2 separate regions of the Mus musculus genome follow, and region 2 is linked to region 1. A link is a loop called in an ENCODE intact Hi-C map of the cell type or tissue named here. Cell type or tissue: left cerebral cortex. All regions are shown on one strand. Links, peaks and the distances in the headings refer to the core of each region. The heading gives the core; the rest is flanking DNA.

Region 1 (8,451 bases), core at 2,032-7,031:
AAAAACAAACAAACAAAAAAAACCAAAACAAACCAAAACAAAACAAAACAAAAATCCAGTAGGGGGCTATTGAGAGAGACACTTGGTGTTGACTTCTAGCCTTAACATCACACAACCACACACATACACAAGCACAGATGCAAATATACTTTAAAAACTGCCTTTGGACACTTCTGGCTTATACAGAACATGTAAATAGAAGCCTGTGACAGGGCTTTTCACACCCCCAGTGCCTTAGGCTCTGTCTAAAACAGGGGACATCTTCTCTGTCTCAGAAGTGCCCACTCCCCCATATCTGATCACTAAAGGCTGAGTTGCCCCTGTAAGACCCACTAAAACTCAAAAGAACAAAGTAAGGTCAAGTGTGTGCCCTGTGGGGTTCTGTTTGCTCAATGTTTCTTTTATCCTACCCAGTGTGATGAAGCCAGAAGTTCAGGTTCAGCATTTAAAGGATTAGCATCCTCTCGGGTGCCTCTCAGGCTCTGACCCAGCCACTGAAACTCACTACCCTTTGGCTACTCACTGCCGATGGTGTGATCTGCCCTCAAGAGACAGAGCCAGCAAAGACATACCAGTCCTAGGAATGGGCTCAGAGATGTTTGGATAGAAGTTTCCACAGTTCTGGGTGCCCAATGTTCCTGTCATAGGACAGGCAGCGCACACACTCCAGATGCTCACATACCCTTGTATCCTGCAAATCTCTCTTCCCACAGAGCAGGAAATAGCCAGACAACAGCCTGAAGAGGACCCCCAAAATCCAGCTACTTAAACTGTGAGGCTTGACCCCAATGGAGGGGTTGTGAACAATTTGGCACGAGGGTGGCTGCCCAAGGAGACTGACAAAGAAGTTGCCTCTGGGGATGCCCTCCTAACTGGCGCCACACACATGGAAGAGGCCCTTTCAGGTGAGTTGTTTGCCATCTAGGACCCATGCCTGGAGGTCGAAGTATTTACAGGGTCAGCAAGACCCCTCGAGGTCAAAGCGTCAGAGTACAGAAAGCAGGAGATGGCCGGTAGAAGCGTCCGTGGATGTCCCTGCACCTACTGACTTCATCTGGCACGTATAAAACGATATCGATGACCAGCAGCCCAGGTAACACTGCACAGTGTGGTGCCAAGCTACGCCCACCAAGCATGGACGTGTGCCTCTACTTAGTATTTGATTGTGTGTATGTGTGAGAGTCTGTATGTTTGTCCATGCACCATGTGCACACCTGGTGCCAGTGGAGGCCAGAAGAAGCTATCAGATCCCCTGCAACTGGATTTATAGAGAGTTGTGAGCTGGGACATATGGGACATATAGACATATGGGAGCTGGGAACAGAAACTGGGTCTTCCGGAAGAGCAGCCAGTGCTTTTAACCCCTGGCCCACCACCATCCTCTTGCTTTCTGTTTTAAAGGCACTAAGATTTGGAATAATTATCTATATGATTTTAACTTGTCAGTGTCATGAACTAAGCCAGAGTGATCAACTCTCTTCTCTCTTTGTGTGTGTCTCTCTGTTTCCCTCTCTCTCTCTTTCTTCCTCTCTCTCTCTCTCTGTCTCTGTCTGTCTGTCTGTCTGTCTCTCTTTCTCTCTGTCTCTCTCTGTCTGTCTGTCTGTCTCTCTCTCTCTCTCTGTGTCTCTCTCTGTCTCTCTCTCTGTGTGTGTATGTGTGTGTGTCTGTCTCTCTGTCTCTGTCTCTGTCTCTCTCTCTCTCTGTCTTTCCAGAGTTTGAAGTAGAAAGTGTGCGGTTGCTTGCAGGAGGGCTGGGTGAGGGGCATACTCAAAGAAAATCAGAAACAGGAAGTGCAGAGGCACCATATTTGTGACAAATGACTTTATCCAAAGGAACCCGCTGTGGTCTGGAGTGATCCCCAGGCCTGTGGCTCCATTTCTAGAATGGGCTGAGGAACCTAGTCACTCTGAGACCCACCAGGTGGTGGATTTCCCCCACATGGTGATTGCGATGGGCTCCTGTGAACCCTTAAACAGGTAGAGGCCCCCCTGCTTGAGGCCTCTCATGCTGGTTCTTCACTTACGGGACCCTCCCTGCGGCTAAGGGAGACTCACCCCACCAAGGACTCACAGACACAGCACACAGGAAAATGAGTTTGGGGGCCGGGAGGTGGTGGCTCACACCTTTAGTACCAGCACTCTGGGCGCAGAGCCAGGAAAACCTCTGTGAGTTTAAGGACAACCTGGTCTACAGAGTGAGTTCCAGGACAGCCAGGGTTATACAGAGAAACCCTGTCTTGGGGAAAAGAAAAAAAAAAAAAAAAAAAAAGAGTTGTGTTTGGGGAACTCTTACGGTCTAGCCAAATCAGGCTGGTTAGAATTTTCATTTCTCCCAAAATATTTTGATTCCGTATTTTGCAAATATATTTTAATGGTTCCAGAATTTCCATAAACTTAACTTCTTTGTTCCCATCTCAAAGCTCAGGCCAGGACGGGAATTCTCTTCGGTGTTGTATTACTTTGAGCAGGTTCTGGGCTACGGACCACTGTCTGGACATTCTTGCTTAGGGAAGCAAGATTGAGAGATAGGAAATCACTTATTTATCTGTCCCCCCAAGTCCTCACCCACCTCCTCTCCATCCACCCTAGCCAGCCTGCTCTCAGGTGCGGATTACAGGGAGGGCCTCCTCCCAAGGCAATGGAGTACCTGCACCAAACAGGGCCAACAGTGACCGCTTGCTGGGATCGGGAGCCTCACCTAAGAATCAAGGTTAGCAATGCACGCACGGGGCCGTTGACAGTGAGCGCAGCAGTATATGAGCATGCGTGCTGGAGCGATTAATGAGGCATGAACACATATGAGAGAGGAAGCCAGCAGCCTCAGCCTTTCTACGCAGGCCTCCGAGGAAACTGCTGCGCCAAGCAGAAATGAAGTAGAGACCTAGTCTCACCCACGAATTGAATCTGAGACCCAGACAGCTGGGTTCAAAGGGAGCAGGAGGAGTTTCGAGCACTGTCCTGGCAGACACGTGGGAGCCCAGGTAGGGAAGACAGTGAAGAACAGGCAGTGCCAACGTAGAAAAACCAGCTGGGCAGATAGTCTCATCACGTGTGCCTGGTGCCCTGGCATGTATATGAGCCTGTGTACAGCTGAGCATGTGGCTGCATGTGCCAACCAGACCAGCCTGGCTGGGGCCCCGCCCATGGGAATGATGCCAGCAGGCAGTTACCACGGGCAGCCTCCTGTCAAAGCCCATGGTGAGTGAGTGACTGGAGAAGGCAGCAGTCTTCCCAGCGAGGGCCACACATGCACACAGATACCCCAAACCACACGAATAAGGCTGTGTATGTGCGGCTACTTTTCATCAGTAGCCTGGGACAACCCAGCGTTTGTGTGGGGCGAGGGCGGAGAGCACAACGTATGAGGTCCCACCTCAAAGGGTTCCAGTTGTGAAATCAGCTTGGGCCTCCTTGATCTTTTAGGACTCAAAGCCACTGCTGGGTTGAGGGCACATGGGGGTTGCTTACTTTGCTCAGGAGCTATTCCATCATAATAGGGGGTCAGGGTGGGGCTACATCCTCCCCTGACTCTTGGTTTTCAAGTAGCCCGTTCTTGTACCCAAGTTCTCTGGTAGAGAATATCTGGGATTTTGGAGGTAGTGTGGGAAAGGGTATACCCTCCTCTGCTTTCTAGATATACTTGGAATGTTCCCAGGTTTGAAAACACTTCCTGAACGGCTTTATACCAAATCCCCTGCCAGCCCCCGTGTTCATCAGCCTGGCTGCCTTTTTCTTCTTTGCCAGTGGCCACCATCCACTCTGGTGGATGTCTTCCTGAGACTGGATGCCAACAGAACACGTCACTCTGGATCCTGTTCTCTGTCCTCCCCAGACCCCTACATTCCCAAGGACTCTTCTATTAATCACAGCAGCTGGATGGAATAGAAACAAGGCTGGACCCTCTCTGGCTGAGCTAGCCCTAAGGAGCTGGTAGTTGGAAGAGCCACACCCAGCTTGACACGGCAAGGAACTCACAATGTTCAGCCACCAGGGGGCAGGCTGCACCTGCTGGACCACTGACCCATTTCTGGGACTTTATTCTTGGGCATCAGTGTCTTTATTGGTAGGAAGCATACAGTATGCAAGCACCCCCTGCCTGAGGTCAGGTAGAGGGCATCCCTGGGGATGTATGCAGAGTGTGGATGGCTTGAGAGCCCCTGGACACCGTATTCAAGGGGAAGAATCTGTGTGATGAGAATAGCGGGTCTTCATGAGTGGATAGATCGCTGGTGAGGGTGAGCTGTTGACCCCTTGGGGATGACGTCATGCCCCAATCTCATTAGGGATGACGTCATGTCCCGATCTCAAGCACGTACCCATGCTTTGGCTTTGGTTATGTAAGCTAGCAGACTCCCTAACGTTGCTAAAGCTGGCTTGAGTTCTTCTGTCAACCCACAGACATGCTCTAGCTAAGAGATGCTGCTTCCTTTTGCAAAGAGTTATCCGTGAGTGGGAGCTGGTTAAGAGCACTGGCTGCTCTTCCAGAGGGCCCAAGTTTCGACCCCAGCACCCACATGGAGGCCCACAACTATCTCCTGTTCCAGGGGATCTGACGCCCTCTTCTGGCCTCCTCGGATACACACGGCACCTGGACAGACGACATACAGGTAAAAACATCCATGCACGTATATTAAAAATAAACCTTAAAGAAGAAGTCATCAGTGCTCCAGTTTACTCACAGGTTGAAGTGCTGGTGCAGCCTGGCCTTCTGGGCCCTCTTCCTCCATCACTACCCAGCCTTCTCTGTGCACACTGGAGGCAGAAGTCCACTCACTCAGAAGACTAAAGCCTCAAAGACGACTCTGGGCAATCATTCTGTGAGGACTCCCTACAGAATAAACCAGCTCTTCTCTGGGCCATCAGTAATTATCCCTCTGCTTTGTCTACTATGCCGTGAGCCTCCTTTGAGTGTTTTGCCTGCTTCGTTAGGCCTAAGCCTTCCATATTAAAGCACAGAGGTATAGTGTAGGTGAGGCATGGTGTGGTCTGCCTAGGCTGGAGTGGGGCTCCTTGGGACTTTCTGGTACCCACTATGAGAGAAGGGATGTTTGCGAGAGAAATCTCACCCAAGTCCTAGTGTCCCAGAGAGACAAATCCCCAAGGGCAGGCTCTATGGTGCATTCACCACGAGTGTCTCTCTCTCTGTCCAGAAACTACTTCCTCTTTCTCCAACAAGAGAATTGCCACCTTTAGGCTGGGCTCCTAAAAGGGAAAGTTAGAGGAAGGAAGGTACCAGAGACCTTGAAGGCATGGAACACACACACACACACACACACACACACACACACACACACACACACACACACAAACCCGAAGGGACACAGCACCAAGAAATAGCCTGGAGCAGAGATTCAAGGGTGGAGAGCAGGCTGGGAGGGCCAGAGCAGCCCTTCTCCCACAGGTTTCCACCCTTGTCTCGAGCACCCAGGCTCCAGGCTGGGAGGCCATTTCTTCCTTGCTCATCTCTCACTCCTCAGCCCAACAACCAGTAGGCAAGACTTGTCCACTCTCTCTCCACAGTGCATCGGGAGTCTTCTCAGTCCTCTCTGTCCCCACAGCCACCAAATCCTTTCTGGACGGGTCCCTCTATCTTTTGCATTGCTCCCGACCAACTGTTAGCTGGCAGGGATCTTGTAGCCATACAGCCACTCATTCCACACTCCTTCCTTCTATAAAGGGTCCCCTGCTTTATAAGGCTCTGCTTGACCTGAACCCCATGCATCACCGGACCTGGTCTCAAAGCCTGTGCTCCTCCCTCATGTCTACTCTCACACATACTAAGAGCTCACTGCCACTCACTGGAGTACAATGTACCTCAGGGCCCTTCCCAGCAAGGCTGGCTGCCCTTACCCATGCTTTTCACGTCTTCCTATCTGCGGCAATGTGTGGCCTCTCAGGGCTGATGTCACCAGCTCTAGCTTCATTTGTCTTGCTATTTAATCTCTGATCCTTCATCCCATTCTCTCTCTCTCTCTCTCTCTCTCTCTCTCTCTCTCTCAAGTAGTAGTTTTCTCTATTTTTCCATTGCCCTGTTCATTTTGTCTTTTTCAGTCTTTCCAACTAGTTTCCAGTTTAAGGAATTGTATTTAAATACGCCTGGTGTACACCTTCAATCTCAGCACTTGGGAGACAGAGGCAGGAGAATCTCTGTAAGTGCCAGGCAGCCTCATCTACACAAGAAGTTCCAGGCCAGTCAGGCTATATCTTGAGGTTCTATCTTTAAAAAAGAAGGAGGAGGAGGAGGAAGAGGAGGAGGAGGAAGGGGAGGGGAAAAGACGAGAAGAGAAGAGAAGAGAAGAGAAGAGAAGAGAAGAGAAGAGAAGAGAAGAGAAGAGAAGAGAAAGATCGATGACAGCCAGCCACCGGTGGCCTATGATTCATGAATGGCAGCCACAGGTCTGAAAGCCTGAGGCTCACTTCATAAAATATTTAGATTATATACAAGATCCCAGCAGCAGATATGAGTGATAGTCTACTTTACAATTAGATAAAGAGGGAAATAAGTTGGTGAGGCATTTTTAAATTTGATATGACTCCAGAGGATGAGTAATAATCATATATACTAAAATAAAATAGCTTTTCTGATGATATGCGTGGATTGCCATATAAACTATACAATTAAAGCCAATGCTCTTGGTAGGGTCAGAGCCACTGAGGCTAAAGGTGTACAATACCAGGCCAGGCTCTAAAGCTGCTTTTATATATAAAAAAAAAAAAATCAGTGGTCCAAGAGTACTATGTGATGGCGGTGTGTATGGGAAACAGACTTCTACCCAACCTTCTAACCCATCCTTATCCTAGCAAAGATAAGGCACTCAAGAAATGCTTGCTAAATGGACAGAGACAGCCAAATGTATCTATTCTATCTTTTGTCATCTCTCAAGTGTTTGTCACTCTCAGGTCTTTCCCTTCCAAGGCCAAGAGCATTTGCTCACATTTGTTTGGATGTAGCTGCTAGCTGCTACTGTTTAACACTTAAATTTATCATATATACGTGTGTGTGTGTGTGTGTGTGTGTGTGTGTGTGTGTGTGTGTGTGTGGAGAGAGAGAGAGAGAGAGAGAGAGAGAGAGGAACAACTAACCAACTGTGCGTGCTCAGCCCTACATCAACCTCCCTTTGGAGGCTCAGGGAATATGTAGAAAAGGAGGCAGAAGTGCTGTGCCACAGCAGCTGTGGTTGCCTGCACAAGACCAGAACAGGTGATATTTCCAACAAGGAATGGGGAGGGGCTGCGGCGGTTCCACCCCCAGCTAAAGGACCTACTACTGGCAGTTGGCATCTACTGAGGCAAGAGTCATAAGTATGGCCACTGTTGAGTTGCCCATGGCTCAATGAATGACCCCATCTCTATGTGTTCAGGCTAATTGTAATTAGTACGTCAAAGAAACAAATAATTATCAAAGAGAACATGATACTAGGCAGGAGATGTCATGTGGCTGCTGCTGAGTGGGGCTGACGGATGAACTGATCAAAATATAGTGTATACATATATGAAATATGTATAAATTTATATTTTCATAAAAAGGAAGGGTGAATGGGCGGAGTTGGCTGGCAGATTAGCGGTGATTTCAGGAAGCTTAGAAAGGTAGAGGGTGCGGGGGGGGGGGGGGGAGGCAAGAATTGTTACTGGAGAGTCCCAGGGCATCGCAGCGACTGAAAAAGCAGAGCAGGAGAGTCAGTGTCTGAAAACCGTTCCCGTGGTAGCCCTTTTCCCACAGGAACAGTCCTTGGAAGTACTCCCACCCCCTTCTCTTAGGCAAAGGAATCCAGAGTTTAAACACGTGACCAGGTGAGTCTGGCTATGCCAGGCATATCCTCAGAACGTGTGACAGGCATTAGACAAGTTGAGACAAGGTGAAGCTCCGGTGCCACTGGACTTTAATGAGTCTGGACCTTAGAGAGAGAGGCCATGCCCTGGCTGGCGGGTGGGCTACTTGGTACAGCTTGCGTTCCTAATCAAACGGACACTTCGAGCTTCGTGGTTTGGTTGCCCCTGGATATTCTGGGGATCCCTAAGGTGCTTCGGGAAGAGCAGATATTCCTGGGTGAGTGCACCCTAAGGGCAGCTGGGACGCCTTCTCCACGTACAGCAGTACCAGGATGCCACTTGAGGTCTTGGGTTTGGGAACAAAATGTTAACTTCTTGCCTAATTCTCGTAAACAGCAGCTCCTCTGCAGACATGCCTCCCTCCTGTTTCGGGGCGGGGGGGGGGGGCAGTCTCCAACAGTGAGGCTCCATAGATTTCACCCGTCTGCGGGCTCGCGTCTACCAGAGGCGCTTCTGGAAGTTTCTTTCCAACTTTGTAGACGCTCATCGGTGAACACGCGGCTTGAATGGTGCCAGCGCCGGGATCGCACCGGCGTGGAAAAGTAAGGAAGTCCCAGCAGGCCTCCCCTCTTGAAAGCCACCCGGGGAGAGGCGGGTAGGGGAGTAGGGGGCAAGTGCGCGC
Region 2 (8,451 bases), core at 1,792-6,791, 400 kb after region 1:
GAAAGGGAAAGGAAAATGAAAATGAAAAATGGAAAGGGAGGGGCAGTGGGAGGAAGGGGGGGGGGGACCTGCCACCAATTGAGACCGGCCTGTGCTCCAGAGGGGAGCCTTTCCTCTAAAAGGTACCAAAGTACTACCCAAGCAAGAGAGGTCAAGGTGAGTGTGTGAACGTCTAAGCAAGCACGCAGAACCATCTTCACCATCATTAGTCCTCAGAGAGATGGACCAATTCACTACAAGAGCGGTAACCAGAGACAGGGCTAGCCATGGACTTCAGCAGCAAAGCACACGTTTACCATGTGTGAGGCCTTGGTGCGCCCCTGAACATACGATACAGTCACACATACAAAAGAAACAAAAGAAGACAAACTGCAGGCGGCTAAGTTGTAGAGAAATGGTAGTTCTCACACAAAGCAGATGACTGTAAAATGGTGCAAGCACTCTGAGAGAACGAACATGTTGGTGGTTTACCGAGAGAAGTAGAACTTACTGTTGCGACCTTGCAATTCTACTCCTGGGTTTCTACAAGGAAAATAAAGCATTGTCCAATAAGACTTGACATGAATACAAGCAGTTTATCCCGAAAAGCCAAGGAAGAGAAACAACCCAATTCCCATCAACTGCCGTCCAAGTCCAAGGAACTATGAGTAACTGTTACTGCATGCTATGGGACATGGCTGAACCTCAGCAAGTATGCAGAGTAAGAGATGACAAATACCAAGGAGTATCCATTATATGATTACTCCTATATGAAATGTCCAGAGGGAAAATCTATACAGACAGAAGGTAAGGTTTTAGCTGCCTGGGCTGGGGTGGAACAGGGGTTACTCCTTATTGCAAATGGACATGAGGCATCGTTTTGGAATGAGAGAAATGTTCTAAAACTGGATTGTGGTGATGACTGAACAACTCTGTAAATTTACTAAGATATTACTGAACTGTACACTTTAATCAGGTTATTTTATGGGGTATAAATTATACATTCACAAACTCTTAAAAATAGTGTGCTATGTGACAGAAGCCAAACACCAAAGGTCACATTATTATAGGATCCTATTTAAGTAAAATGTCCAGAAAAGACAACCAATAGGCAAAAATAAATGTGTGGTTGCCTGGGACTGGGAGCAGGAAACACAAGCGCGTCCCACTGGGATGACAGGAATAATCTAAAGCTGGATGGTATGATGGTTACACGGTAAACATACTAAAAGAAAAAATCACGTTATGACTGGAATTCATGGTAAAAAAATTATTTTTATTTTTCATTCCTGTGTATATGTGCATATCTATATTCAAATGTCATGTATGTGCAGGTGCCTGAGGCCAAAAACAATCTGATCTCCCCGAGTTTCTATTGCAGACGGCTGTGAGGCCCCTGATATTGGTGCTAGGAACCAAACTCAGGTCCTCTAAAAGAGTAGTAAATGCTCTTAACTTCTAAGCCATCTCTCCAGCTGGCAGGTTGTTTTGTAAAAGGTGACCCAATCACACTGGCATTCTTAACCTGTGACGAACCATGGACCACTCTATGAGTGGGGTGTGAATCTACTCTCAGAACTACCAGACTCCCTCTGTACTGCCCACTAAGACATCCTGTTCTATAGTTATCATTGGGCAAACTTAGTGTCACTCCATCTCCACAGCCCTTGCAGCTCTCAGAGTTTGTAGCTGAAGAGCAGAAGCATCAGGGATGATAACTATAACCAGTCCTCTAGCTGTAGACAACCAGAAGGGATGCACACCCCACCAGAAGGGAAGAACAATGTTACTCTTCCAGAATAACAGAATCCCCTTTCTTTATTTTTCTGACATCACTCTGGAGTCTCCCATTTAAACTCTCTCTTCATTATGAAAGTAAGTTCCCAAGAAACAACCAATCAAGAGCGTCTTTACAAAAACAGAGACATGCCTAGTTCAACCAGTCAAAGACCCAATATGCAGCAAGGACAGACCTATGAAGTGACTTAAAGATGAAGCATCTTTTATGTTTCATTGCACTTGGGGGTTGGGGGGGATATAAGCTTCTCCTTCTTCCGCTAGTGTCCCAGGAATGGAACTCAGGTCATCAGGCTTGGCAGAGAAAGCATAAAGCTGAAATGTAGAGAAATGGCAACCATCTTACCTACACAGCAAATCTGATGCCAAGTTGAGCAACCAGAGACCTGCCTTTAAAAAAAAAAAAAAAAACGGGGGGGGGGGGGAGGAGGGGGCTGGGGAGATAGCTCAGTGTAGAATGTGTGCTGAGTGAACACTAGCAACCTGAGTTTGGATCCCCAGCCCCCATGTGAAGTGGGAGGCCCAGGGATCCTAGAAAGAGCCTGAAATCCAAGTGCTTCCAGGCAGAGACAGGAGGACTCAGGCGTCTTAGGAATCTAGTCAAAAGGTAAGTTCCGGATCAACTAAAGAGACTCATCAAAAAGCAAGGGAAAGCCGGGTGTGGTGGCGCACCGCACGCCTTTGATTCCAGCATTTGGGAGGCAGAGGCAGGCGGATTTCTGAGTTCAAGGCCAGCTTGGTCTACAAAGTGAGTTCCAGGACAGCCAGGGCTACACAGAGAAACCCTATCCTTCTCCTCCCCCTCCACCCCCCCCCCAAAAAAAGCTAAGAAACAAACAAAAAAAGAACGTGAAAAGCTAGCCTTTACACGAGCACATAAACCTACACAGAGCCACACAGAGACCTACAACGAAATTTGGTGGCTTTTTGTTTTTGCTCTCCTTAACACCGAGAAATAAACACTGGCACCTTTAAGGAAGCTCTGGGATTTTTGGCAGGTCTCTATTGTAAAGCTAATTTTAAGGTAGAATGCTATCAGTGTAGACAGACTTCTTCCAACAAACAGTGGTCTGCTGATTAAGCCTTTGTTTTGCTAAACCCATTTCCCTTCGATTTCTATGGCCACTGCATTACTGCTGGGCTACAAACTCTCCCTCATCCCTAGCCGCTTAACCTCCTCAAGCACGCTGCACCTCTGAGAGTAACAATCCATGCTTGCTGTCGACCAACTGGTATTCTCGGATCTTATTCAGGGCCACTTCACACATAATAGCCAGATTTATGGAGCGAGCCATGGTCCCTAGTTGAAGCCCTCCAAGGACAACTTGAAACTCCAAATCTTTACCATAGCTTTAAAGGTCCCTGAGACTAATGTGTGCCCTCTTTCTGGTCCCTCAACTTATCAAGCACTCTCTCTCTCCTCAGAGTCTAAGTATTTTCTTATTCCTCAATGGAGGGGGAAAGGCGATCTTCCTCCGACTCGCTTTGAGGGCTCAACTTTTCCTTGAAATCACGTAACTTGTTCAAACCACTCCTTATAACATCTTGCCCGGTTCCTTCCGGCCACCTACTGAGACCTGTTACCGCTTTTCCCATTCTTTCTATGTAGTTGACGTCTGCCTCCGGGATCTGAGAAGTCAGTTGTAAAGAGCTAGAGGCGGGTCTAACCTGCTCAGCACCGGTACCTGGAGCTGCCCTCAGCCTCACACCTGCGAAATAGTGCATCGTCGCGTGGATGCAGGGATGGACTCAAGTGCACAGACCCCACAATCCCAGAGCCACGCGGCTCTGCCCACGGACCCTAGTGCCCCCTGAGCCAGGCCTGCCGCCCATCCACATGGCTCTTCTGCACAGGACGCATCTGTCTCAGGTACGCTTCTCCCTCCGAAGGGAGCCCCACCCTAGGCGCACGGCTCGCACCAGTGCCCAGCAAGGCTCGGGCCCAGAACCCCGGCGCGTCGCCCCTCGGCTCTCACCTATCACCTCCTGCAGCTCGTAGTCGTCCCTGTTGATGGACCAGGGCAGGGCGCTCGAGTCCTCGGACATGACGGCTGCAGCGCCTGGCTCCGTGCTCCTCACGCTCCGGGCTCTCAGGTCACCTCGCCGCGCGCCTCCCCACGCCCAGCCGCCGCCCCCAACCCGCCGCTTGGCCCAGCCTTGGGGCGCACAACGCCGGGGCGCGCGGGTCAAGCGCGGCCCCGAGGCGGAGACGCGCGGCTGCGACCGACCTCGCCTCCCGCGGCTCCGCGTCCCGCAGTCCCCGGCCCAGCCCACGAGCCGGCCTTAACCTCCGCGGCACCGCGAAACAAGCTTCTACCCAGCCCTGCCCCTCCGTCCCGCCCTCCACCCGAACCCCAAGCACGGGCCAAACTTTCCCTTCTCCCTCCACCTGCCGACACGCAGCGCGCTGACGTCACCACGCCGGGGAAGCCTGGCCGCGGCTCGCCGCCCCCCGGCCGCCATCTTGAGTGTGGCCGGACAAGAGGCAAGCGAGAAGGAAGCCGGAAAGAGTGGAAGTCGATAGTTAGAGAGCAGAAGTGCTCGTGGAGGAGTTCACTGAGGGCGTCTGAAAGCCAAAACAGAGCAAACTGCCGCAGAACGAGGAGCCACACCAAGCATGGCGGCCACTGAGTGCTAAACCGAAGGAGCGGCGCTTCCTCTAGAAGCTGAGGGAGGGGCGTTGCCCTCTCTGCTTTGCATTCATTGGTTGGTTTGAGAAAGCATGAGAACGGCAACTGGAGCGTGTGGACATCAGTCATATGTTAGTCCCGCCTCCGGGAACTTGACTCCCAGTTCCTACCGAGCGCCAAAACCTTTCAGGACCGGGTTCGCTGAGGTGACGTCACGGCGTCACGGTCACACCCTCGAGACGTGCAAACCGCGCCCCGGGGTGTGGAGAAGCCCGAGGGAGCGGCCGGGTGGGGTGCGCGGACGAAGGCCAACTAGGATAAAAGGTCTTGCGGGCTCCCGAGTGGAGCCGGAAGCTCGGCCCGTGATGACATTTTTTTTTTTCCTAAGGCGGAAGTACTCAGCGCCGCCTCCAGGATCCGGGAGGAAGCGGTTTCTGTCTTTTCTCCGCTTCGGGTCTAAAGAAACAGCACCTGCCTGGGACCTAGGTTAGTTGTCTCTGCCCAGGCAGCGCCTTGACTGTTCAGTGGTTTCTGTCACGCGACTTAGGGGTCAGCTCTAGGCCCCCGGCCCTGGCTTTTGTCATCTTCACAAAAATAAGTTCCGTTTTCTTGGCCTTAGAAGATCGCGCTTTGGTGAAACAAAACATTAAAACATCAACCTGGACAGGGTCGCTGCGGACAAAGTGTTCAGCTGAGCAGCACTGCTGAGCTCTTCGGTGGGAAGGCCATGAGCGCGTCTGGTTGATAGGACTTATGGAACATCTCAAGAAGAGGTCCCATTTGGGCCAGACCTTACAGTGCTAAGGGGATCTCAGCAAACAGAAAATGGGAGGACAGAATATTCCAGACCCGGCAAAGGTGCAAGGTCTTGCTGTAGAAATGTGTTTCAGGGCTGGAGAAATGGCTCAGTGGTTGAGAGCACTGACTGCTCTTCCAGAGGTCCTGAGGTCAATTCCCAGCAACCACATGGTGGCTCACAACCATCTGAAATGGGATCCAATGCCCTCATTTGGTATGTCTAAATACAGCTACAGTGTACTCATATATATAAAATAAATAAAATCTTTAAAAAAAAAAATAAGGAAGGAAGGAAGGAAGAAATTTGTTGCAGCCACTACTTGTGACACATTTAGTGCGTGTGATAACTTTTTCTTGCTGGAAGAAGAATAAAAGTAACATCGAGAGGAAGTGGGGACAGATTGGAACTCTTCATGGTGTGTACCAATAGAAAACCAATAAGCCAAAAATAATCTGGAATTGTTGGGCTCTGTGGACCACGGATACACTTTACAATTTTCTTTCATTACCATGAAAATAAATTATATAACTTAGAATTTGGGACTGCCTTCTTTCCCCTTCCCCCAAGAAAAGGAACTACCAGTTTCATGGTGAAATTTCAAGATACTGGGTCTTAATTATTATTAGATAACATTATAGTGCATTCATTAATGTGTTCTTGCTTACCTCCTCATTCATGTACCTCAGTGGATTGGTAGAGCAGGAACCTTCTCTATAAATCTGGTCATTTTGTTTCCCCTGTCCCTGACTTTCTGTGGCCTAGTCGAGGTTAAAATACCATGATTTTAATGAGGAAGGAAGCCAGGAATTGGGTATTTGAGGCCATAAGCTCAAGCAAGATTCAGCCTTTAAAATATCTTGCATGTGAGCACTCTCACAACAGTGATCAGGGACTTAGTCCCCCCACCCCCCTTTTTTTTTTTTTTTTTTTTTTTTGCTGGAGTATGGAGTTTTTGTAGTAAGCAGTAGGGAGCATTTAAGTTAATAGTTAAGTAATTGGGCTGGAGAGATGGCTCAGCAGTTAAGAGCACTGGCACTTCCAGAGGTTCTGAGTTCAATTCCCAGCAACCACATGGTGGCTCACAACTGTCTGCAATGGGATCCAATGCCCTTCTCTGGTATGTCCGAAGAGAACTACAATGTACTCACATACATAAAATAAATAAAACTTAAAAAAAATAAGTACTTATAAATCATAAAGCACCATACAGGAAAGGCGCAGCTTGCATGTCTCAAGGGTGTGACCGTGACGCCGTGACATCACCTCAGCGAACCCGGAGCAAAGGGAGCCAGCTATGTAAAGTGTGCTTTAAATAGGAGGAGGATTTTTTGGTTTTTTTGTTGTTGTTGTTTTGTTTTGTTGAGTTTTTTGTTTGTTTTGTTTTGTTTTGTTGGTTTTTCGAGACAAGGTTTCTCTGTTAGCCCTGGCTACCCTGGAACTCACTTTGTAGACCAGGATGGACTCAAACTCAGAAATCTGCTTTTGAAACTATTAGTAAAATTATGGTTTTCTCCCACTTATGCCTGTGACTCCCTTGATAATCATTTAGAGGAAGAGAGGAAAGGAAATGTGGAATGGTTCTGGAACCCTGATCCTTATATTCAAATATTCCCCATATCCCACCCTGGTTTCTTGAGAGTATGGCATATTTTTCACAGGAAGAGAATCTGTTTTTCCCCACATTCTCAAGGCATTCTTGTGTTGGTTCAGTTCCCTTCCTCCCAAATCAAGCTCTAGGACCAGAATTTGAGTGCAAAGTTTATTTAAGGGCAACCCAAAGAGGCTCTCTAAAGAATGGAAGAGTTGAGAGAAGAGAAGGATAATTGTTGATGGATATTATTAATCAGGGCTTAGTGTGTGGGTGATGGGCTTCATTCTTCTTTGTGTAACCTAAAAAACAACACAACACAGCCAGATGGTGATGGCATACGTCTCTAATCCCAGCACTCAGGAGATGGAGGCAGGTAGATCTCTTTTTCCAGGCCAGCATGGTCTACAGAGTGAGTTCCAGGACAACCAGGGCTACACAGAGAAACCCTGTCTAAAGGACGAAGGAAGGAAGGAAGGAAGGAAGGAAGGAAGGAAGGAAGGAAGGAAAGAAAGAAAGAAAGAAAGAAAGAAAGAAAGAAAGAAAGAAAGAAAGAAAGCAAGCAAGCAGGCGGGCTGGTGAGATGGCTCAGCGGGTAAGAGCGCTGACTGCTCTTCCAAAGGCCCTGAGTTCAAATCCCAGCAACCACATGGTGGCTCACAACCATCCATAACGAAATCTGATGCCCTCTTCTGGAGTGTCTGAAGACAGCTACAGTGTACTTACGTATAATAAATAAATACATAAATAAATAAATAAATAAATAATCTGATGCCCTCTTCTGGAGTGTCTGAAGACAGCTACAGTGTACTTACATATAATAAATAAATAAATAAATAAATAAATAAATAATCTGATGCCCTCTTCTGGAGTGTCTGAAGACAGCTACAGTGTTCTTACATATAATAAATAAATAAATAAACAAACATTAAAATAAATAAATCTTTTAAAAAACAAAAGAAAGAAAGAAAGAAAGAAAGAAAGAAAGAAAGAAAGAAAGAAAGAAAGAAAGAAAGGCAGACACATCTCAAAATTGTTGTATTAAGAGACTAGAAACAAGGAAGGGCTGAGAGTGTGGCTGACGGTGCAGTTCTTGCTAGCCTAGCATTCACGAATGCCAATCCTCAGGACCACACAGAAGGTGAGATATTAATCAGGAGTATCTTTGCCCTTATAGTGTTAACTCTCCCACACTCCTCCACAGCTCAGTGCCTAGAAAAGCAAGCTTGTGGGTTCAGAGAGCACACAGGCAGCTACAGATGTGTTTCATGTACCAAGACTCTCAGAAGGCAAACTCTGCAACAGGCCAAAGAACATGACCTACCACCATCTATCCCTGGACTGAGAAACTGGATGTAAAAGAATATTCATGCTTTCTCGTTGAAGCAGCTGCATGCACTGAGTTTTGCCATTAGCATCTGCAGAATGGAGAGGGAAAGACAGATTTCGAGACCAGTGATGTCTTGGGTAATAGCATGTAGTTATGTAATGATTAGAATTCAAGGTTTATGGGCTTTTTAAGTAAAACTGCTTTTGAAGTCTAGAAATTAGTGGGTAACCCCTATGAGGAATCTGATTTTTTTTTTCCCTTTCTGGCAGTACCAGGGATTGAACTAAGGACTTCACAGATCCTGGGTAGGCACTGAACCACTGAGCCC

The links. A loop is a pair of places that touch in the nucleus more often than their neighbours do. Peaks named below come from ENCODE experiments on the same cell type or tissue, not always from the same donor. Only the 100,000 strongest peaks of a DNase experiment are listed, where the experiment ranks them.
Region 2: a loop joins it to region 1, with 2.6 times the contacts of the local background. A loop is called at or near these places in 2 of 42 quality-filtered maps.

Annotation. Positions count from the first base shown.
Region 1 is chr9:118,916,960-118,925,410 of GRCm38, forward strand. Gm51696 (a long non-coding RNA gene) reads left to right here and starts at 3,652. Exons shown (of 2, transcript XR_003948271.1): 1 at 3,652-4,062; 2 at 4,544-4,865. In left cerebral cortex, for the core only: a CTCF peak has its summit at 4,000 (motif pointing right); DNase peaks (open chromatin) are centred at 3,105, 4,017 and 4,381; H3K27ac peaks cover 2,100 bases.
Region 2 is chr9:119,318,253-119,326,703 of GRCm38, forward strand. It overlaps Oxsr1 (oxidative-stress responsive 1), which reads right to left and starts at 4,175. Exons shown (of 18, transcript NM_133985.2): 1 at 3,753-4,175. The coding sequence starts at 3,822. In left cerebral cortex, for the core only: a CTCF peak has its summit at 4,818; DNase peaks (open chromatin) are centred at 3,391, 4,226 and 4,551; H3K4me3 peaks cover 2,835 bases; H3K27ac peaks cover 1,970 bases.